3 separate regions of the Mus musculus genome follow, and regions 1 and 3 are each linked to region 2. A link is a contact called in ENCODE Hi-C or POLR2A ChIA-PET data. All regions are on one chromosome and are shown on one strand. The core of a region is the stretch at or near the end of the contact, and the rest is flanking DNA. Distances in the headings are between cores, read along the strand shown. Region 1 holds the start of Gsto1 (glutathione S-transferase omega 1). Region 2 holds the start of Sfr1 (SWI5 dependent recombination repair 1). Region 3 holds the start of Cfap43 (cilia and flagella associated protein 43).

Evidence for each region. Hi-C counts contacts between places; a loop is a spot of excess contacts on that map. ChIA-PET counts read pairs that join two places held with the same protein, here RNA polymerase II (POLR2A).
Region 1: POLR2A ChIA-PET joins it to region 2 with 14 read pairs in Patski. The contact joins the promoter of Gsto1 here to the promoter of Sfr1 in region 2. POLR2A ChIA-PET finds 5 or more read pairs at or near these places in 2 of 5 experiments (Patski and embryonic stem cell).
Region 3: POLR2A ChIA-PET joins it to region 2 with 12 read pairs in Patski. The contact joins the promoter of Cfap43 here to the promoter of Sfr1 in region 2. A Hi-C loop is called at or near these places in 2 of 37 maps with a recorded cell type or tissue (both left cerebral cortex). POLR2A ChIA-PET finds 5 or more read pairs at or near these places in 2 of 5 experiments (Patski and embryonic stem cell).

The regions. Positions count from the first base shown.
Region 1 is chr19:47,853,115-47,856,611 of GRCm38, forward strand. Gsto1 (glutathione S-transferase omega 1) reads left to right here and starts at 1,859. Exons shown (of 6, transcript NM_010362.3): 1 at 1,859-2,008; 2 at 2,101-2,209. The coding sequence starts at 1,975. It overlaps Gm30021 (predicted gene, 30021), which reads right to left and starts at 1,802. Exons shown (of 2, transcript NR_166768.1): 1 at 1,537-1,802; 2 at 1-367.
Region 2 is chr19:47,729,609-47,733,342 of GRCm38, forward strand. It overlaps Sfr1 (SWI5 dependent recombination repair 1), which reads left to right and starts at 2,148. Exons shown (of 4, transcript NM_026377.2): 1 at 2,148-2,213; 2 at 3,022-3,380. The coding sequence starts at 2,201.
Region 3 is chr19:47,834,862-47,838,768 of GRCm38, forward strand. It overlaps Cfap43 (cilia and flagella associated protein 43), which reads right to left and starts at 2,500. Exons shown (of 38, transcript NM_027559.2): 1 at 2,354-2,500; 2 at 703-956. The coding sequence starts at 2,466.

The sequences.
Region 1 (3,497 bases), core at 609-3,108, 120 kb after region 2:
CATGTATGAAAAGGTTTTAATCAAAATGGCCATTTAAGTGTTTCATCCTTTAAGCCATGCTGACATGGTTGTAGATTTAAAGAGAGGAAGAATTTGGGGCGAGTGGTGAGAGGCAATCTATTAAACAGTGCTGGCCAGGCTATGGCTTGGTCAAGCTGTGGTTTGGCTCAGTCTGTTTCTACACGATGACCTTGAAGGAGTCTTTATTACTTGTGTGGACAATTTGGTTGCCAAAGGATGGTGGCTGCTGTTTGGGGATAATTTTCTTATGAAATGATCTATCTTCCCAGTTCTTTTACTCCCAGAATTCATGGTGTCTTCAGGTTTATTGGAATGACTGGAGCTTATCTGGAACATTCTCTGATAGCTGGAATGAGATGTTATAAAAGCTAATAGTCAGATATTTTAGCTATTCGTAACATATAGAAATAAAAGTTTTTTATTAAAACACCATCTGCGAGGCAGTTGATAAGACCTTCAACAACCTGAATTTGATCCTGTCAATATAGATTATAAATTGGACAGTATGAAATTACCCATCATTCTTCTGAAAAGTTACAGAAGGTTGCTGCATCGGGTGGACACATCTGGGCAGTGAAGGTGAACATTACGTAGAAGGTTAAAAACTATTTCTTGTCACTAGGGTTTTTAATTTTTTCGTCTTCTTGCAATATAGTCGACTCAGATTAATCTCTTCAGGTTACAGCTACAACAAAATATATAGTCCCGTGGCAGTTTGACTGTGGCCAGTAGAGATATATGCCCAGATGTTTGAGGGCTATGTTCTCAGCTGCTAGGACTTAGGCATGATCCCTACTATAATGGCCACCAGTAACGTAGCACAGTGGTTTTCTGTATATTTTCCTTTCTTTATTTGAAGAATTAATGTTTGCTAGTTCATCCACAGCAAGCCCTGCCTGCTAGGGTGCTGCCATTTCCTGGCCGCAATTGTTAGACGTATGAGTCATTTAAGTCACTTTGGCATTTTGTTCCGTAGTTCTAGTGAGCACAGGGAGAAGCCAGGATCAAAACTGGAGCTGGCTCCAAGGGCATTCTCTGCTTCTCCAATAATAGAGCTGGAAACAAAACCCAGGCATGCTCTTTCATAAATAGCCCCGGAGTTAGTAGCTTTTATCCATGAGCTTTGCGAATCCTGGAGGCAAACTCTCCTCATGCCTGAATAAGAAGACAGCAGTTTTCGCAAGCCCTCTGGCCAGATTTTTTTTTTTTTCTTATGGACTCAAAAGGCTAAATTTTCTCAGCCCACTGTGCTTAAACCAGCGTGTGCTCTTTCTAGGCTTCCAGACAAATGTTTTATGGATGGAATTTTGAAAGCACAACTGCGTCCGGAGGCTAATAACATCCAGATGTGTGCTCTTTTCTATATGCCGAAATGTGCCTCTGTAGGTGACTATAGGGATGGCAGCTTATAGTAAGCTAGTACTGACAGAAGAAAAGACCGTCCAGGTGGCTAGACCACCTCCTAGACCCCTCTGGAATGTTGGAAATTTGGGGGCAGAGCTAGAGCTCACATACCAGTGGAGTGGGTGTGGGAGGTATGGAGGTCAGGGCCAGAGTCCTGTGTGAAGGCAGACAGGAAACCTTCGGCCTGGAGGGATGGGGTGGCTCTTTCTGAGCATCTCTGCTTTGGCCGGCTCCAGGTGGTCATCACATGACACAAGAAACCACAAGACCCCTTGTGTGGAGGCGGGGTGTGTGTCTCTGTGGTTTTGTTCCTCCTTGCACTACCTCCGCAGCGAACCTGGGAGCCCACCGGTTAACGTCACACAGCATCAGGATCCAGGATCGCAGCGGCCGATGCTTTCCCTTTAAAGGCGGGGGCGGCTCCCGGCCAGGAGGCGCGGTCTGGGCGGGGCTGAGTTCTAGGACAGTGTACAAGACCTCGTGCTTCCAGAGTCGCCCGCAAACGGGAGCGGAACCCGCGTGGCTCTCGGCCTGCACGGCGGCTCAGCGATGTCGGGAGAATCCTCCAGGAGCCTGGGGAAGGGTGAGGCTACTGGTGTCGGGGACGCACCGTGTACCGGGGATGCCCGGGATCCCTGTGCGATCCGGGCCGTGACTGTCTCCTCTCTCCTGCAGGAAGCGCGCCCCCCGGCCCGGTCCCGGAGGGCCAGATCCGCGTCTACAGCATGAGGTTCTGCCCCTTCGCTCAGAGGACGCTGATGGTCCTGAAGGCCAAGGGAATCCGGTGAGGACGAGGGCGATGGCTCCGGAGCCGCTGGCGGCTGGGCTTCAACCCCTCGCGGCGTTGGCTTTGTGGTCAGGGGGAAATATTCTCAGCCTTTTGTAGGAGACTTTAGTTGCTCACCCTCTTTTCAAGGGGAGAATTGTCATGGACTCCAGGGCTCTAGGGCAGCCTGTTTAAGCAGTCTGGGGCTCAAAAAAAGCGTGTTTCCCCTCCCCACCCCCCCACGGTGAGGTTGGTGGTTTACACTAGATTGCGGAACCCTGGGGTGGCTGTCTCAGCTCGGGTCCTGGGATTCTTGGTGAACTAGAGGCTTGCTTCGCTGTTGCACAAAGGTCACCCGCCTAGCAGAGTTCTGAGCCGTGTGCACAGTCATTTAGGTTGTAAACACAAGGAAGTGTCAGAGTCAAGCCTTTGCAAAGCCTCCATATCCAAACAGTCTTTGACCTACGGGTTATCTACAGTTGGTGAGTCTCTTGGCTTTTCCCGATACCATGTTCGTTGGACCATTTCCCTTCCAATGTCTTGGGGGATCTTTTGAACAATTATTAGACACCTTCTGTTTGGAAGCTCACCCTTAAGAAAAAGTTCATGTATGCAGTTACAATTCGTAAACGACTTTTAGTCCATGGGGAGAATTGGCTAGGCAGGCAGTTCTTTTCCCTAAATGTTAAAATATGTAACCTAAGGAAGTATTTGAAAATTAATTGTCACTTTGTAACGATTTTAATTTCATTTGGATAGGAGATTTGGTTTTGAACACAAGAACGTATTTTTTTTTCTTAAAAAGCAATTTTTCTATATTAGTTGGAACTTTCACTCTAACAAAGAAACTCAAACTGAATTGAAAAAAATAAAAGATATTTATTGTTCTAATACAACGAGAGAGTCCAAGAACAGGGCACAATGCCTTGTGTGATGTGTTTCCTACTGAAACTCAGTGTGGAAAAGAATTATATTTCGCACCAGGATTTCCCAAGCAACATTGAAATTACTTTACCATAACAGGGGTGGGGGCCCTTACGGGGAGAGGGGTTCCTTCAGATAGTGTCTATTACTACTCGTTATTCACAGACCGATTTTAAACCAGGAAACTTTGCCTGGGGCAGTAGCGCCTTACACAGGGCATGTGTGTTGCACACTCTGTGTAAGGAGCATCCTCCAGCCTGTGGGCTCAGCTGTGCTGAGTGTTGGCTCAAAATGCCACGCTTCCAGCATTCACTTGTCTTCTTGATCTCCAGAGCCCAGGAATTGCCTTCCATTTTCAAAATATAATTCTCAGAGATGGACA
Region 2 (3,734 bases), core at 898-3,397:
TCCTTGGAAAGCTTGGCCAGTCTTATTTTAATACATCAGTTTCATATAAAAACAAGTCAGAACATTTGCAAGGCAAGATGTTGTTTTCCTTTATGTAGTCAGTAAAAGCATAGCTCTAAGATTAGGCTGTAATAACAAAAGAATTTGGGAGCAGCTGATTTTAGACTTATAAAAACAACTCACCCTTACGCCTCAAGGCATCCTGAATATGAAGTGTGCTTTGTGCTTCAAGTGTCAGGGCAGGTAAGTCTGCCCTTTTTTGTAATGAGAGAACTCATAGGAAGGAAAAAATGAGAAGAAATGATTTCACAGACTGATCTGTGAGTTGGTGAGTAACACTTGTACCATAAAAATCATGCATTCTACTGCCTTCCCCTTAATCTCAGCACTCGGGAGACAGAGGCAGGAGGATTTCTGTGAATTCCAGACCAGTCTGGGCTACAAAGCAAGGTCCAGAACAACCAGGGGAGTTACAGAGGAACCCTGTCTTAAAAAACCATCAAACAAAACAACCTCCTGTCCCCAAGTAATGAATTCTGTTCTTGCTGTTTCTTAAACATTTAGGAGTGGAACATTAATTTATTAATGGTCACATGTGAAGGCTTGACGTTTTCTGGTATTTATGGCTTAAGTTGTGTGGACTTTTAGCTATCATAGCACTCTTTTAAAAATCCGTGCTTTTGGGAAAGGTAAGGGATAAAAGCTTGTGAGACATTGCTTTAAGTCAATTAGGGAATGACGAATATGCTTGACTAAATGTTCCTTTGGTGTTTTGCATGATTCTAGCTGCCTCTCATACATTATCATTGAATTTCCCTGTCTCTAGGAGGTGAATATTGTTCTCATTTACCAAGCCATCGAACTGAGGTCCACGGCCACACTACACTCCATTGCACAAAACAAAAACAAACCAAAGAAGAAACCGTGGTGCCAGGACTCTAATCTAGGCAATTGCAACATCTGCAGATCTAATCACCTCATTAAGTTCCTTTAGGTTCTGTATTTATTAACTGACCGCCTAGGAGTCTAATCAGTTCTTTCGGGTTACTTTAAAGCCACTATTAGCAGATATTCGGAAAGAGAGCTGTCCCTTATTACAAACTTCCCAGTGACTCACAAGTTAGCTCAACTTCTCTACACCCACGGCTCCACCCAAGCTAGTTCATTTTGCTGTTGCATAGCAACAGAACATCCTGAACACTAGAAGGCCGTGCAGCCTCCCAGAGTCTAGCAAGGGGCCTCCTGGGGGCCCCCAGAGCCTAGCAAGGGGGCATCCCGGGAGTCGAGCCAGGGTCTAGCAAGGGGCCTCCCGGGGGCCCCCCAGAGTCTAGCAAGGGGCACCCCCAGGAGTCGAGCCAGGGTCTAGCAAGGGGCCTCGGGGGGGGGGGGGCAGGATCAAGCAAGGGGTTTAGTTCTCAAATATCTGAATTCTAGTCCGAACCTGTCGGATCGACCGCGCCCCGCTTCCTGTTCTGCGCCATAATACACTTCCTTAGGTTATTTTTTTCTCAGATTTGACCAAAACATGTGAAGCCAAGCAGAGGTGGGCACAGACCAAAATAAGGGGGCGAGTCCGCAAGGCAGGCTGGGGATGCCCTCTACTGTTTATGCAGAGACACCCACATAGACTCCGAGCCAGCAGGGAGCCGAGCGGGCCCCGCGGTTTCCGGCCCTGCCACGTCTGAGGAAAAGCCTTTGCGGTGGGGAAAGCCGAGCCTGCCAGGGGGCGAGCGCTGCCAGAGGGCGGTGCTCTCGGGCGCGCCACCCTGACGATACCCACCCCGCCCCCAACCCCACCAGGGAAGCTGCTCGGGAAGGCAGCTGGCACCGCAACTCCCAAAGGCAGTGGCGAGCGGAAGCGCGCCCCCCTCAGGCCCCTCCAAGGGCCTAACATCGTTTTTTCCATGGACGCCACCCCACGGCTGGCGGCCGCGCGCGCGTAGCCGAGCCCTGGAGCGCGCCGGCCAGCCCTGCCAATCACGAGCCGCGCCCGCCTCCCGCCAGGCCCCGCTCCGCCCCGTGGCCCAGGCCCGCGGCCCGCCGCGCACGCGCAGTCGGAGCTGTACGGAGCACATCCGCCTGCTCCGGCCAAGCTAGCCAATCGTACGTCTCTTCTCCGGTGAGGCTCCGCCCCCGGGGCGAGGTCAGTGGGCTGCGGGCGCTCCGCTGGCTGTGTGTACGGTGTGTCGCCGCTGTGAGCATGGCTGAGGAAGGTACTGAGCTTTCTCCCTGGGGTTGGCCTGAGCGGCAGGCCTGCGGGTGTCTGGGTATCTGACGGAGAAGCTCTCTCCGGCGTCGCGGGAGCTCGGCCTCCTGCTCTGTGGGATAGAGGGCTTTCTGTGGCGAGGGAGGCGGAGGAGTGGAGGAGGAGGGCTACGGGGTTGCTGAAGAGAAGGGAGCTGGGGGGAGCGCGCTTTCTGTGGTGGGGGGACGGGGTGGGGAAAGGGGGAGCTGAGTGGGGTGCGGGGACGGGGGGAGGGCTTTCTGTGGTGAGGAGGGAGGGGAAAGGGGGAGGGAGAGTGGGCGGGGCTTTGTGGAGAAGATGGACGGGGCTGGGGAGGAGGGCGGAGTCTTTGACCATAGTAAACCCAAAGGGGCAGATGCTGCTTTCTGACACCTCGGGACTCGTTCTTGGTTCTAGGCGCAAAGCTTTTAAGAGTCAAGATTCAGGCTGTATTGCTTTTATTTACGAAATTATAACAAAAATTAAAGTTCTTGACTAGTTATAGTTCCCCTTCCTGAAACGCAAATTTTTGGGGGTGTTTTGAAGGGAAAAAAAGAAAGACAGTGAGATACTAGCTGGTTTATTTGTCGTGAAAGAAACAGGACTTGGTTACTTCCCCATGTGGAGAGGTAAATGGAAAATATGAGAAGAATTAGAATAAATTATAGCTACATGTAATTGGAAGAAATGGCTGACTATTTTTGGTGTTTAGTTCACTGAAGAAAATTTTGTTCAGAAAAATTGAGGTCTGTTTTGAGATAATTTGATTATCATTCGCGTCTTTTCTTTTTGATAAGGAAATCAGGAGTTCACTTCCAAGATGGAAAACTCATCAGATTCAGCATCGACTTCACCTGATGCTCCTCAGCCCAGTGAGAATCCACCATCACCACCGACTTCACCTGCCGCTCCTCAGACCAGTGAGAATCCACCATCACCACCGACTTCACCTGCCGTTCCTCAGACCAGGGAGAATCCACCATCACCACCGACTTCACCTGCCGCTCCTCAGCCCAGGGAGAATCCACCATCACCACCGACTTCACCTGCCGCTCCTCAGCCCAGGGAGAATCCACCATCACCCCCGACTTCACCTGCCGCTCCTCAGCCCAGGGAGAATCCACCATCACCCCATTCGAATAGTTCAGGAAAACAAGTATGGATATCTGTGTTGTCCTCTATCCCCCACCCCCATCTGTTCTGTTCCAGAGTATTCTGATAGTGCCAGTTTTAAGGCTACTGGAGTGTGAATTAATATGTAGCTCATACCTTTCTAACTGCCAAGATTTTCTTCTTGAATCGGTTCATTTTGTTTAATTTCTTATGAGGTTACTGCGATGCTCCAAACCAAGGAAACTTGAATCTGTACAGTATTTCTTAGGGGGAAGTCTTTGGTAGCAGGTCTTCTCCTTAGTTTATAGTTCTGAAGCATTTCTAGTATTATCAGGCAAATACTAGCTGCCAGTGGCAGGCGAAGTGTCTCAGTCCTATTTTAGTTAACCTTGCTAAA
Region 3 (3,907 bases), core at 1,250-3,749, 110 kb after region 2:
TTGTTAGGTGGGGCGGGCGGGGAATCAGGTTGTGTGTTTTTTGAGGGTGTAGCTGTTTCTTTTGGATTTGCCCAGGCTAGTTTCCAGCTTACCGGCTCAAGTGAGCCTCCCTTTTCAGCTTCTAAGTTTCTGGGTCCACAGGTGTGTGCTACCACGAAAGGATGATTCTGCCCTTTTAGGTAATTTCTGAGGTAAGGCCAGTGTTGGCAGGAAGCACACCACCTTTAAGTCAGATGGCTGTGGCTTATGGGGTTAATAAACCTTTAGTGGTCAGCTTGTCTACTTCTGTCCAAAACAACCTTTCACAATACAAAACACCTTCATTCCTAAGAACTAGATTTGTTCACATAAAAAACAAATTTCAGTAGCCAGGTGGTGGTGGTGCGTCCCTTTAGTCCCAGCACTCAGGAAGCAGAGGCAGGGGGAAATCTCTGAGTTCAAGGCCAGCTTGGTCTACAGAGTCAGTTCCAGGATACCCAGGGCTACACAGAGAAACCCTATCTTGAAAAACAAACAAAACAAAAATCCTTCAGTTCCGGGGTGAAGGGGGTGGGGGTGAGGTACCACAGGTGTGTGCTACCACGAAAGGATGATTCTGCCCTTTTAGGTAATTTCTGAGGTAATTCCAGTGTTGACGGGAAGCACACCACCTTTAAGTCAAACGGCTGACTTAAAGGGGGAGGGGGAGGGTGTCCCAGATACCTTTTAACTTGTTTTTTCTGGTCAGCGATGGGAAGCTGTATATGTAGATAACAGGTTTAAATCTTCGGTCAGAGAAAGCCACGACTTCACTGGGCACATTAGTTGCCATGACGCCCACAATCCCATTAATACACTGGAGTACAGTCTTCTTCTTGGTTTCCAGGTTAATGAATATTACAAAGTTCCCAGAAGGGTAGCAGATGGTCTGGTCATTGACAAAGTGGACGTTCTGACTAGGGAATCCTTGCACCCATCTTTGAGAAAAGATAGATCAGCATCAGTATGATCCACGCTCACTTCCTTTCCAACACAGCACCTAGAAAGCCATCCCAGTCTTTGAAACACATCCGCTTCATTTTTAACTCCCTCTCTGCTCCAGTCTTTCAGAGGAACACAGGGACTCACTGAGAAACCAGTGTGAGCCGATGGTCTAGAACAATGCAAAGGCTGGAGAGATGACTCAGCAGTTAAGAGCACTGACTGCTCTTCCAGAGGTTCTGAGTTCAATTCCCAGCAGCCAAATGGTGGCTCACAACCATCGGTAATGAGATCTGATGCCCTCTTCTGTTGTGTCTGAAGACAGCAACAGTGTACGTATATACGCATATACACATATACATAATAATAAATAAATAAATCTCTCTATATATATAAAAGAAATGCAAAGATCAATAGGTCTCTGGCCTGTGACATGGCTCACTAGGTTGAAAGGAAATTGTAGAAAACAGTGTATCCAGGGTTCTTTTCTCTTGACTGTTTTTTGAAAAACTAAACTCAAAATCACTTAAAAAAATCAACTAAACAAATTTAAAACCGCTTTGAGTAAGACAGCACACTCTATAGTTGTAAGCCACGTACGTGACTTGCTTATAGTTTACACACATGAAGAATGCACGGCTCTGTTTTAGACCTAAAAATCCACATAAGGACAAGGAAGACACGAGGGCAAAGGAGTTAGAACGTGAGAGGTCCATTTTAGGAGAGGATTGTGTGGTAGGTATATGGTGGAAGGAAAGTCTGAGATAAGGAAAATTCCATTTTATTTAAATATTAAAGATATGTTTGAAAGTGGAGGAAAGAGAGTGAAGGGCACATGTTTTCCGAGTCTGTCCCCCATCTCCTCCCATGACACAGAACAGCAGTGACAGGGGACCCTGAACTGTAAGCCATCCTTCAGAACGTGGAGGGACAGAAAAGTTAGCTCTTCCAGATGTCTAAGGCCCAGCAACTGCGCACAGGAATCCGGAGTGAGAAGGAAGGAGTTAGAAGGGAGGGAATCGCCTAAGAGGACGCTGATGAAGAGGAGGGCTGAATGGGTTTGCAGGAGCTCTGGGGTTGAGTACCACCGAGGCAGGAAGAGGATGCAAAAACAGAAGGTGGGGGAGAGGAATACCGGGCACACAAGTGAGGGTCCCTTAGCAGGAGAGCAATGTGGTGAGGTGGGAAACTGAGGGCCGGTTGGTCATTTGGTCAGGAGACCGACCGAGGGGTCCAACTGAAGAGGCTGCACAGGGTCGGAGCCGGGGGTGGGGAGGAGTTGCGGGGGTGGGGGTGGGGAGTGAGAAGCAGAGCGAGTTTGCTTGGAGGATTCGAGGGGCAGGGGTCCTGGCAGGGTTTCCCCCTCCAGCCCCTTGCGGCCGCGATGCCGCACCTCACCGACAGGGAGGATCCGGAGTAGTGGGCAGAGGCAGAGGCAGGGGCTGAGGCTGAGGCAGAGGCAGTGGCAGAGGCAGTGACGTCGTCGCGCTCCGGGTCTTGCGACATGCCGACTCCCAGCGCACCCGGGGCTGCGGCCGTTACTCCTTGGCCCGGCCGGGTCAGGCTAAGAAGCCCGCGAAGATGCCACTGTTTACACCTGTATCCTGGAGACCGGGAACCCCGCGCCCATTGGCTGGCGGGCGCCGCCTATGGGCGAGCGGCGAGCGAAGCCGAGCGGTGGGACCCTGGGTCGTGGATGCTGGAGTGCTTCTGCCTCAGCAAATAGTTTCAGTATTAATAAGTGTCAAGACGGTTATTAATTCTGCATGCTGCCATGCTACTCCTATCTATACGCCGGAAATATTTCATTTATTTCCCTGCACCGGTTAAGCCTGCTCGGAACCCAGTGAGCAGAAAGCCAAGTCAGAATCCAAAGGGTGAGGGGCACAATGGCTGCCTAACAACCCTTCAGGTGTCTCCTCTGTGAGCGCAAGGAGGCAGACTGAAGTAATCTGGTGGGTGATAGGCTATGCTCTTCTCTCCTAGCCCCTTGCCTCTGTCCTGTCTAATCCTTTTTCTTCCCTGAGTTTCTCTTCCCCTTTTCCAGTTCCTTCCTTCCCACCTGGCCAAAAAAAAAAAAAAAAAAAAAAAAAAGTTGGGCTCCCCATTCCCTCCCCGCTCCCACCAGCCTCTCCCTCCTTCTCCTCCTCCCCCTCCTCCTTCCCTCCTCCTCCTCCCCCTCCTCCTCCCCCTCCTCCTCCTCTCTCTCTCTCCCTCTCTCTCTGCCTTTACTACTCTATTAACTCCCCTTCCCATGGCCTGAATAAACTCTATTCTATACAAGAAGAAGAAGAAGAAGAGGAGGAGGAGGAGGAGGAGGAGGAGGAGGAGGAGAAAAGAAGAAGAAGAAGAAGAAGAAGAAGAAGAAGAAGAAGAAGAAGAAGAAGAAGAAGAAGAAGAAGAAGAGAAACAGGATGAAAGAAAGAAAGAAAGAAAGAAAGAAAGAAAGAAAAAGAAAGAAAGGAAATAATATGTTGGAAATGGCTGAGCCTGGTCTAGGGAATGTTCACTCCATCACTGTAACTGTTACAGTGGCAGGGCAGGGCTTCACCAATGAAAATGTTACAGCTTTGATAGGAAAGGTATCCTGGCAATTGGGAACCAAGCAATACCACCTTGTCACACTTTACAACAAACCTCACCCAAGAGATTTATTGGGAGGGGAAACCCAGGAGGGTGGATGCAATGCTTGGACTAGAAGCAGCTGTCAACTGAGCATAAGGTAGGGTTTTTATGTAGGGTTTCATGGCTGCTGGGCTTTCCAGGGTGGCCTGGGATTGGTGGAATTTTTTTTTTTTTTTTGTCTGATATTGTGGCAAGCTTAGGGATTGGTGGGATTCTTTTTCTTGGCCTTGGTCTTGGGGTCAAGTCAGGGTCATAGTGTTCTTTCTATTGCCCTTTTTACCCTACAGTAATGAACTATGGATGTGTTCAAGTAGGTTAAAGA